2 separate regions of the Homo sapiens genome follow, and region 2 is linked to region 1. A link is a contact called in ENCODE Hi-C or POLR2A ChIA-PET data. All regions are on one chromosome and are shown on one strand. The core of a region is the stretch at or near the end of the contact, and the rest is flanking DNA. Distances in the headings are between cores, read along the strand shown. Region 1 has its middle 15 kb from the start of RNASE10. Region 2 holds the start of RAB2B (RAB2B, member RAS oncogene family).

Region 1 (4,833 bases), core at 1,703-4,202:
AAACTCTCCTATCTCCTTCTTAAAATACATTAGCATGTTTGTTGATTTGTATTCTTTTATACTCCACCTCATTCCAAGATAGGATTAAAGTCAGCTTGCAAAACTGTCTGCAATAAATAATCACACAAATCAAATTTAGGTGAGAGAAAAGAGGCAGGATACAACTTGATTGATTATGCCATCACTGTATCGAGGCTAAAATCATTATGCTTCCTGAAGCCAGCATTTTGGTCCCCAGAGCTGAAGTGTGTGAGTCCTTAGCCCTAGGTGATAGATTAGAAGTTTGGATGGTTTAATTCTACAAATGGTGACTACTATTTACCAAATGCTGATTTGACCTGATGTAATTCTCAGGTGGTACTAATAATTTCAAGTGTTGAAGAAATTTTGCCATATAATATTTATACCTATGAATCACCACTTTATTTTCCCATTTGTACTAATAAAAATAAATAAATAAATGAAACTTACCAGAAAAGGTTTTTAGTAAGAATGAGATGACCACAATGGTTTGAATAGTTCAAACAAACTTAGTTTTAGTTAGCATGTTGTAGCTTTATTCGGAGTAAATGTGTGGTTTCCAGTAAGATGCCTGACATGTTAAAATTAGCTCACAGACTTTTTGACGCGTAGAAATAATCTTGAAAGGACAGCCAACAACCATAACGAGAAACAAAACAGAAACCACCTAAGTCAAGAAGGTAGACACAAATGCCCCTCAATTTGCAAATAGATATCTCCCCTGCACCAAGAATCACCCCATGGGAGGAGCAACTAAGTTAAAATTTCAGGATGAAAGGGTTTGCTTTCTCTTCATGAAACTGTGTCTAGTACTCTGGTCAGGTAATGATGATGATCAAGGTAATATTAGTGATCCAAGGAGCAGAGGCTTTTTCCATGCCAAGCCCATATACCCTGATAGGGCCACCAGGTGGACAAGCCAGTCCATCTGCACGATGCTCCTAAAGGGCGGGTCACAGAGCCAAAGAAAGGAATGACTCGCCAGAAGAAACTCTGCCTTTTCTGAACTTTTTTTTTTTTTTTTGAGACAGAGTCTCACTCTGTTGCCAGGATGGAGGGCAGTGGCGCGATCTCGGCTCACTGCAACCTCTGCCTCTTGGGTTCAAGCCATTCTTCCATTCTTCTGCCTCAACCTCCTTAGTAGCTGGGACTACAGGCATGTGCCACCATGCCCTGCTAATTTTTTTGTATTTTAGTGGAGACAGGGTTTCGCCATGTCAGCCAGGATGGTCTCGATCTCCTGACCTCATGATCCCCCCGCCTTGGCCGCCCAAAGCGCTGGGATTACAGACGTGAGCCACCATGCCTGGCCAGCACTATTTTGAGTTCACAGACTAAGTTCACTTGGGATGGCAGATACTGGCTGATATGGTTTGGTCGTGGTAGTGAATAAGTCTCACGAGATCTGATGGTTTTATCAGGGGTTTCCACTTTTGCATCTTCCTCATTCCCTCTTGCCTCCTCCAAGTAAGAAGTGCCTTTCACCCTCTGCCATGATTGTGAGACCTCCCCAGCCATGTGGAACTGTAAGTCAAATTAAACCACCTTTTCTTCCCAGTCTCTGATATGTCTTTATCAGCAACATGAAAACGGACTAATACACTGGCACAGAAGTTAGCACAGAAGAGTTGTCCGTTAAGGTTTGGTGAAAGAGACAGGAAAGGAGAGGAAAGGGAAGGAAGGAAATAGGGAAGAAGGGAGGGAGGGAGCCCTGAGCAATGCGTGGAGGTCAGCAGTTAAGATTAGCTCAGCAGGAAGGAAGCGTCCTGGGCTTCCGTGAGAGGTGACCTCTGACAGGCTTCCAGGTTCCTGTGCTCTTTGAGAGAGTCTTTCTTATCCCCTCACCCAGTATACAGGTACTTTGGCCTGGCCTGGCTGGCCAGATATGCAGTCGAGGTTTTACCTTCAAAGATGACAGCTAGAGAAATAAGAAAAGGGAAAGCATTCAGAATCCATTATAAGACGTACTGATAAGTAACACACATGCAGATCTTATGAATTAATGTGGATCTTCATAGGTAAGATCTTCATAATGGCAATGCTATTATGTAAGAGAATGTCCTTATTCTTAGAGATGCGTGCCAATATATTCAAAAATGGACTGATAGGCAAATTGTCTGCAGCAATTTACTTTCAAATGGCTCAGGAGAAAACAAATGTATGTAGCAGATTATTGACTATTGATGGTTTAGGTGAGAGGTACACTAGTGTTCATTACATGATCCTTTCTACTTTTCCGTAAACTTAACGATATTCCAAGTAAAAAGTTCAGGACAAATGGGCATTAGAAATTTTCTCTAAAATGTATAAAATCCATAGTAAGCACACCTAGCTGGTAACAGCGCTTGCTTATCTTGGCTGAGAGGATAAGGGGTTCTTCCTTGCTTTTTGGTGTGTGTGTGTGTGTGTGTGTGTATGTGTGTGTTTAAGGCCACAGCTAGGACCCTTCTTTCTGCCCCTCTGGCCTCTTTCACTGCACCAAACCACCTGCTCCTGGGCCCCAGCAAAGCAATCCCCCTATGAACAACATTTCTCAACAAGTGTTTCTGTGCCTGTTAGTAGCCCCACACGCTTCTTCCCCACAAACCCTTTCCTCATACACCATTGCCCACACAAAACACACCCCTTTCAAACTGCTGTTCTGGAACAAATGGCTTTCTTCTCTACTGAGTGCACCTCTGCCCAAGGCTTCCACCCACAAACGATTCTTTCTCTAAAGTTCCTGTGTAACCCTACCCCACCCATCCTCTCTGAATCATTGCCTCAATCCCCTGAGGTCTATCTTGCTGCAAATTGAATTCCTGCTGGTGTTGAGCCTGAAAATTTCTCAGTTTGCTAAGCTAAAGAGTTGCCCTTCCGTGATGGATGAAGCAGTGAATTGCTTCCACTTTTGTCTAGGATCGGGCACAGACCTTACTCTTTCTGCCCTAGCACCCCAGCTCCTCAGGTCCCACTTCAGTGGCATCAAGCAGAAGTGGACATGCATGGATAGATATATAATTATTGAAACATGAAAGCACAGTGTAACATCCCACCCTCCTTCTGTAGAACTAGAGTGTTGTGGAACTATAGTTGTTGCTATTCAGGTTTTTGCAGATAAAATATCTTGAAAAGAATTTTAGAGGTCATAAGGTCAACTATTTCTCTCTACAGCTTTGTCAAATATTCCTCTAGCCCCTATTTCAACATTTCAGGAATGTAACGTAACAATGTCTTTTTTGTAGAGCTCTTTTTCTAATATTGAGTGGGCTCTCCTGTCCTAGTCAACTCTCCAAAGTTGCACAGAGTAAATTTGATTCTTCTATATAAATAAGTTTAAAAATAATATAAGGCCAGGTACGTTGGCTCATGCCTGTAATCCCAATACTTTAGGAGGCCGAGGTGCTAGGATCACTTGAGGCCAGGAATTCGAGACCAGCCTGGGCAACATAGCAAGACTTTGTTTCTACAAAAAAAATTTTTTTTAATCAGCTGGGTGTGGTGATATGTGCCTGTAGTCCCAGCTACTCAGGAGTTTGAGGCAAGAGGATTGCTTGAGCCTTGGAGTTCAAGGATGCAGAGAGCTATGATCATACTAGTGCATTCCACAGAGCCTGGGTAACAGATCAAGATTCTATCTCTTAAAAAAATCATAATAATAATATTAATAGAAGACAGTTCTTCACTACCTCCTTTCATCTTCTGTTTACCACCAAACTTAACTACTCTCTGGCTTTTCATTCAACCTAAACGTGATGCCTTTTTACACATTCTCCATCCCCATCTCTTTATGTAGATCTAATGCTATGGTGACAAAAGTTCTGAGCCTGAAGGAATAGCTTAGCTATTCCTTTGCTGTGTGGTATTGGAAAAGTCAGATAACCTTTCTCTAAGCCTTTTTAAATCAGAAAAATGAAAATGAGAAAAATATCAATGATACTTGCTCAAGGGTCTCAGTAATTATCACAACTAAAAAGGACCAAAAAATGTAAAATATTTTGTAAACTATAAAGCACTATGTACATATTACCTGCTGTGAATATTCACATTAAAGGTCCAATCTCAGCATGAGTGTCTCCCTTCCTCCCAGCATAAATTAAGTCCTTCTATACTAGGTTTTTTTGGTAAAATTTAGCCACACACATTGGAATTCAGCATCAATGGCTTTTATGGAATGATAGTAAATTGCAGTGATTACTTTGAAAAAATAGTCTGTTCATAATGACAATGGTCCAGACTAATTTGTTTTATTGTTATTGTTTTGTCTTGTTTTTTAGAGAGGGATAGGGTCTCGCTTTATCACCCAAGCTGGAGAGCAGTGGCATGATCATTGCTCACTGTAACCTGGAGTTCCTGGGCTCAAGTGATCCTCCTGCCTCAGACTCCCAAGTAGCTGAGACTACAGGTGTGTGCCATCACAATCAGCTTGTAAATTTTTTTTTTTTTTTTTTTTTTTTTTTAGAAACAGGGTCTTGCTATGTTGCTCAGGTCGGTCTCAAACTCCTGGCCTCAAGTGATCCTCCCACCTCAGCCTCCCAAAGTGCTGGGATTACAGGCGTGAGCCACTGTGCCCGGCCCCCACCTGGCCTAGTTTGTTGTTTGTTTGTTTTTAATGCTTCGATATAACAGCTACATCTTCCTTCTGTACTAGCCATTCTTTTACACTCAATCAGCTTTACAGTTGCTCCCTCCCCTGCAGGGCTCATAGTCTGCCATGTTACCAGTTGTATTCCCAAGTCTGGAGCCTTTGGGGTCTCTAAGCAAGAATCTAGCACTGAGGCTCTGGGGAGGAAGGGCTGAACTTTCTTTAATATCTTTAAAGAGTTTGCTAAA
Region 2 (4,458 bases), core at 1,661-4,160, 990 kb before region 1:
ATGAACGAGGCCAACGTAAAATTTATAACACTCTAAATAACAAAATTTAAACTGTGGAGACCTGATTGAGGAGAAATTGGGAATTTCATGCAGGTAAGTCCAATGTGAGATTTGCAACACTCAAATAATGAAATTTAAAAATGAAGATCTCACTTAGAAGAAAATGGCAACTAAGAGTGCAAAGCACCAAGCAGATTTTAGCTGTTTTTGTTTGTTTGTTTGAGATGGAGTCTCACTCGTTCACCTAGGCTGGAGTACAATGGCGCAATCTCGGCTCACTGCAACCTCTGCCTCCCAGGTTCAAGCGATTCTCCTGCCTCAGCCTCCTGAGTATCTGGGATTACAGGCGCGCACCACCACACCCGGCTAATTTTTGTATTTTTAGTAGAGATGGGGTTTCACATGTTGGTCAGGCTGGTCTCGAACTCCTGACCTCGTGATCCGCCCTCCTTGGCCTCCCAAAGTGCTGGGATTACAGGCATGAGCCACCGCACCCCGCCTCACCTGTTTTTTTAAAATTAATTATTATTATCTTTTATAGAGACAGAGTTTGATCACGTTGCCCAAGCTGGTCTAGAACTCTTGGGCTCATGCAATTCTCCTGCCTCAGCCTCCCAAACAGTTGGGATTACTGGCACGAGCTACTGTGCTGGGCCCAGATTTAGGTTTTATATCATTTCAAAGTTTGCTGCATACTAGATTCACACTTATCCTGCTTATGAGAATAATAAATAAAAGCAACAAAAAAGTTAAACTGGCACTGGGCACATTGGCTCATGCCTGTAATCCTAGCACTTTAGGAGGCTGAGGCGGGCAGATCACTTGAGGCCAGGAGTTAAAGAGCCTGGGTAACAGGGTGAAACCCCGTCTCTACAAAAATTCAAAAAAAAAAAAAAAATTAGCTGGGTGTGGTGGCGCACACCTGTATTCCCAGCTACTTGGGAGGTTGAGGCAGGAGAATCACTTGAGCCCAGGAGGTGGAGGCTGCAGTGAGCCAAGATCGTGCTACTGCACTCCAGCCTGGGCTACAGGGAGACTGTCTCAAAAAAAAAAAGAAAGAAAAAAAAAGTTAAACTAGCAACTGGCCCTTGTCAACCCCATTTTCATCCATGAAAACGTTAGGATTATAGGATAAGCCCATGCAACAGCCACTGACAATTCTTGGTAAAAAAAACTGATGCAAATGGTCCACACCACTTTTGAAAATAAATATAAAAGTCCTCAAAAAATGGCAGATGGTTCAAGACTTCAGTTTCTCAAAGACAGAAATTTTTGTCTGTTCCACCATTCTCTTTTGCCTCTCCCAAACAAGTGATACATATCTATATTATGACAATATTTCAACCAAACTTTTTTAACGAACACTTCAGGGTTTCATCATAACCTTTACTTCTACTTTAAAACAGCATAAGAAACTATAATTACAGCTGTTTGACAGCTGGGGAAACTGTGACATACAAAGATGAAGTAATGTGCCCAACGTCTGAGTCACTGGCAAATTGAAACACATGTCCTACTCAACTCTTTTATATTCTCTAGCAGCTATTTCCTTTCCTCCTGACATTAGCAAAACAAGCTGACACCATGTAGGTAAAGGTAACCACAAATTTTTTATCAAAGTAGGAAATTTAGGCCGGGCGCAATGGCTCAGGCCTGTAATCCCAGCACTCCGGGAGGCCGAGGTGGGTGGATCACCTGAGGTCAGGAGTTCGAAACCAGCCTGGCCAATATGGTGAAACTGCCATCTCTACTAAATATACAAAAATTAGCCGAGCGTGGTGGCGCACGCCTGTAATCCCAGCTACTCGGGAGGCTGAGGCAGGAGAATCGCTTGAACCCAGGAGACAGAGGTTGCAGTGAGCCGAGATCGCACCACTGCACTTCAACCTGGGCGATAAAGCGAGACTCTGTCTCAAAACAAAAGAAAACCAATAAGCTCCTCCCCTCAACCCCAATTTCTTCAGCTGCTGAAACATTTTCTTTCCACTGCGATCCCCTAAGATTACTGTAGCTATTTCTCCCCAGAGAAAGGAGACAATTCCACTCTGTCTTCTAATCCAGAATCCCTTTTCTCTTTAAACAGGTTATCTCTTTCCAATACCTTGCTTTCTGATGACAGCAACTTCCCAAGACTTCCCCAGATAGTCCCCACAGGCTCTAGAAGCAACCGCCACTTTTCTCTAAACACCAATTGCGGCCCTTGGTTCCCAGCCCCCGTCCCCGGAGTCCGTGCTCTCCTCCCCACTACCCTACCCCACCGCTGCCTCAGGCCCTACCCCCGCGGCGTCGGCAGCTCTGGCTCACCTCGGCCCCTGACAGGAAGGGGTGCGAAGGCCCTGTGATCGTCAGGTAATTGTCATTTCCTCCGGGAAACTGGAAACCAAAAGAAAGTCGCGGGGATAAGTTAGGGGGAGCAGGGAGTCAGCTTGGAGCGATGGCTTTTGACCCTGACATTCTGACAACACTCCCCAAACCCCGCTCTCTCTCCTCTCCCGTCAGTCGCCTCTCCGCCCGGCTTCCCGTCCCTGCTTCAACCCGGTCGGCCGCGTTCTCTCGCCAGCCTTCTTAGCTATCAGGTTCCTACCTCCATCTTCACACAACCGCTCCCACCGTCTCAGACCCTCATCGCTCCCACCGCCCCCACTGGACTCGGAACTGCCGTCACTTCCGCAAGGACGTGTGTTCTCTCTGCTGATTGGAAGGAGCGCCGTGGGGCTGCAGAGAGTCAGGCGCTGGGCTATCGCCCCCTGGAGTTTGGAGGGATAAGGGCATGTAGAAGTGCTAGAAGCGTCCCTGGAGGTGGCGTAGGGTACTCCCGACCTAAGGATGATTCCGGGGAGTGCAATAGAGACGTGATCTGGGCTAGAGGAGCCGGAGGGGCGGGGGAGCGGGGGGAAGGGGGAGAAGAAGAAGATCGGTAGATTGAGTGGCTAGAGAGGTCGGAGGTAAGTGGCTATAGAAGTCGGGCGGACCCGGAACCCAGAGGACGCGACACCATGACTTATGCTTATCTCTTCAAGTATATCATCATCGGAGACACAGGTAACCCTCAGGTGGTTCGCCTTCAAGGCTCGGGCGGGCATTCGAAGCTCCCAAATTGGGTGGCGGGGGCGGGGCTCACTTTGTGGGCTGGGCGATTCGAGACGGGCGGGGCGGTTCGGGGCGGCCGGGGGCGGGGCTCGGGAGCCCCCCTTCTCTGGTCCGGGAAGTCCATACTCTGGAAGGTGTTCCAGGGCTGCGTGATTCCGGGAGTGTGCTTTCTCTTTCAGGTGTGGGGAAGTCATGTCTCCTCCTGCAGTTTACAGATAAGCGGTTCCAGCCTGTCCACGACCTCACAATAGGTAAGTGCATCTACTTGTTCCAGAACAGATGATAAAACCTGACTAGCTAAATTGCTAAAGTGGAAAGTTAGCAGCCTTCAGTGTTCGAAGTAAAAAGTTACCCCTCACTACTTTAAACTAGTCCAAACTTATGTTAATGAAGTGACCAATGAAACGTTGATATGTGGGGAGTAGTGTAAGGGAGAGTATATAATTGAAAGGTAACTTTTTAGAGTGTGAGGTATAGACTCGTCATATAATTTTTTTTCAAATACAATTTGTATGTTTATGGAAAATCCCACGAAAGCATAACTGCTTATTTATGAACTCATCTGTGCTTTGAGGTAAATTAATACCAGCCTTACTTTTAAAAAGTAAACACCAATACATGGACATTTTTTATATTGGTGAAGAAGCAAATTGAGGAGTCATCCCTGCCTTAGAATTAATAGGCAAATAAAACTAAAAACTTTCCTTTTAAATGAAAGAGTGTGTTAACAGTTCCTCAAACGCACTGGCGATCCTGGAAAATATTAACCTTTCCCACACGTTTGTGATAAGGCATGGCCTGAAGAGGCTTTTAACTACCCCCTCTTCGTTATCTCCGTAACCCCAGTCCAAATAAACAACATATATGAAACTAGCTTTCTTGCCATGCAAATGCAGTTTCTAAATAAACCCCTACATCCCCATTCTTACCATATTGCTACTTCCAAGTCCCACCTGTATGGAAACCTGAAGCTACCACTGTTCCTAACGGATTTATTTAGAGTCAAATAATTGATGGGGTTAGAAAAGGATTTGGCAGTATCAACTAAAAGGTATTTTAAAGGGAATATTGAGCGAATTCTCACTTTGCGATAGGGGCTAATGATACAATGCTTAACAAGGCAACAATGCTTAATTGTGCCTCTGGCAATTATTGGAAATGTAAAATGTATTGTTAAAAAAATTAGGTGGGCGTTGTGGCGTGTGCCTGTAAGGTACTTACTTGGGAGGCTGAGGCAGGAGAATCACTTGAACTCAGGAGGTGGAGGCTGCAGTGAGCTGAGATCGCACCACTGCACTCCAGCCTGGGTGACGGAGCGAGACTCCATCTCAAAAAAAAAAAAAAAAAAGTATTGTTTCTGAGAACCTA

Evidence for each region. Hi-C counts contacts between places; a loop is a spot of excess contacts on that map. ChIA-PET counts read pairs that join two places held with the same protein, here RNA polymerase II (POLR2A). Pooled maps may share reads with other maps.
Region 2: a pooled map shows a loop between it and region 1 (2.7-fold over the local background). The contact joins the promoter of RAB2B here to the enhancer-like site in region 1. A Hi-C loop is called at or near these places in 1 of 50 pooled maps. POLR2A ChIA-PET finds 5 or more read pairs at or near these places in 2 of 52 experiments (A673 and GM12878).

What each region holds. Positions count from the first base shown.
Region 1 is chr14:20,487,655-20,492,487 of GRCh38, reverse strand. No RefSeq gene overlaps it. Among named protein-coding and RNA genes, the nearest start is that of RNASE10, 15 kb to the left of the region's middle. RefSeq lists an enhancer at 718-817. Within about 2 kb of position 2,952, at least 2 of the 41 ENCODE cell types and tissues checked have a DNase peak (open chromatin) inside an H3K27ac peak, as active enhancers do; they include GM12878, where a contact is called at or near this core.
Region 2 is chr14:21,475,411-21,479,868 of GRCh38, reverse strand. RAB2B (RAB2B, member RAS oncogene family) reads left to right here and starts at 2,910. Exons shown (of 8, transcript NM_032846.4): 1 at 2,910-3,042; 2 at 3,270-3,341. The coding sequence starts at 2,997. TOX4 (TOX high mobility group box family member 4) reads right to left here and starts at 2,674. Exons shown (of 9, transcript NM_014828.4): 1 at 2,585-2,674; 2 at 2,305-2,373. The coding sequence starts at 2,590. RefSeq lists enhancers at 2,724-2,793, 3,374-3,493.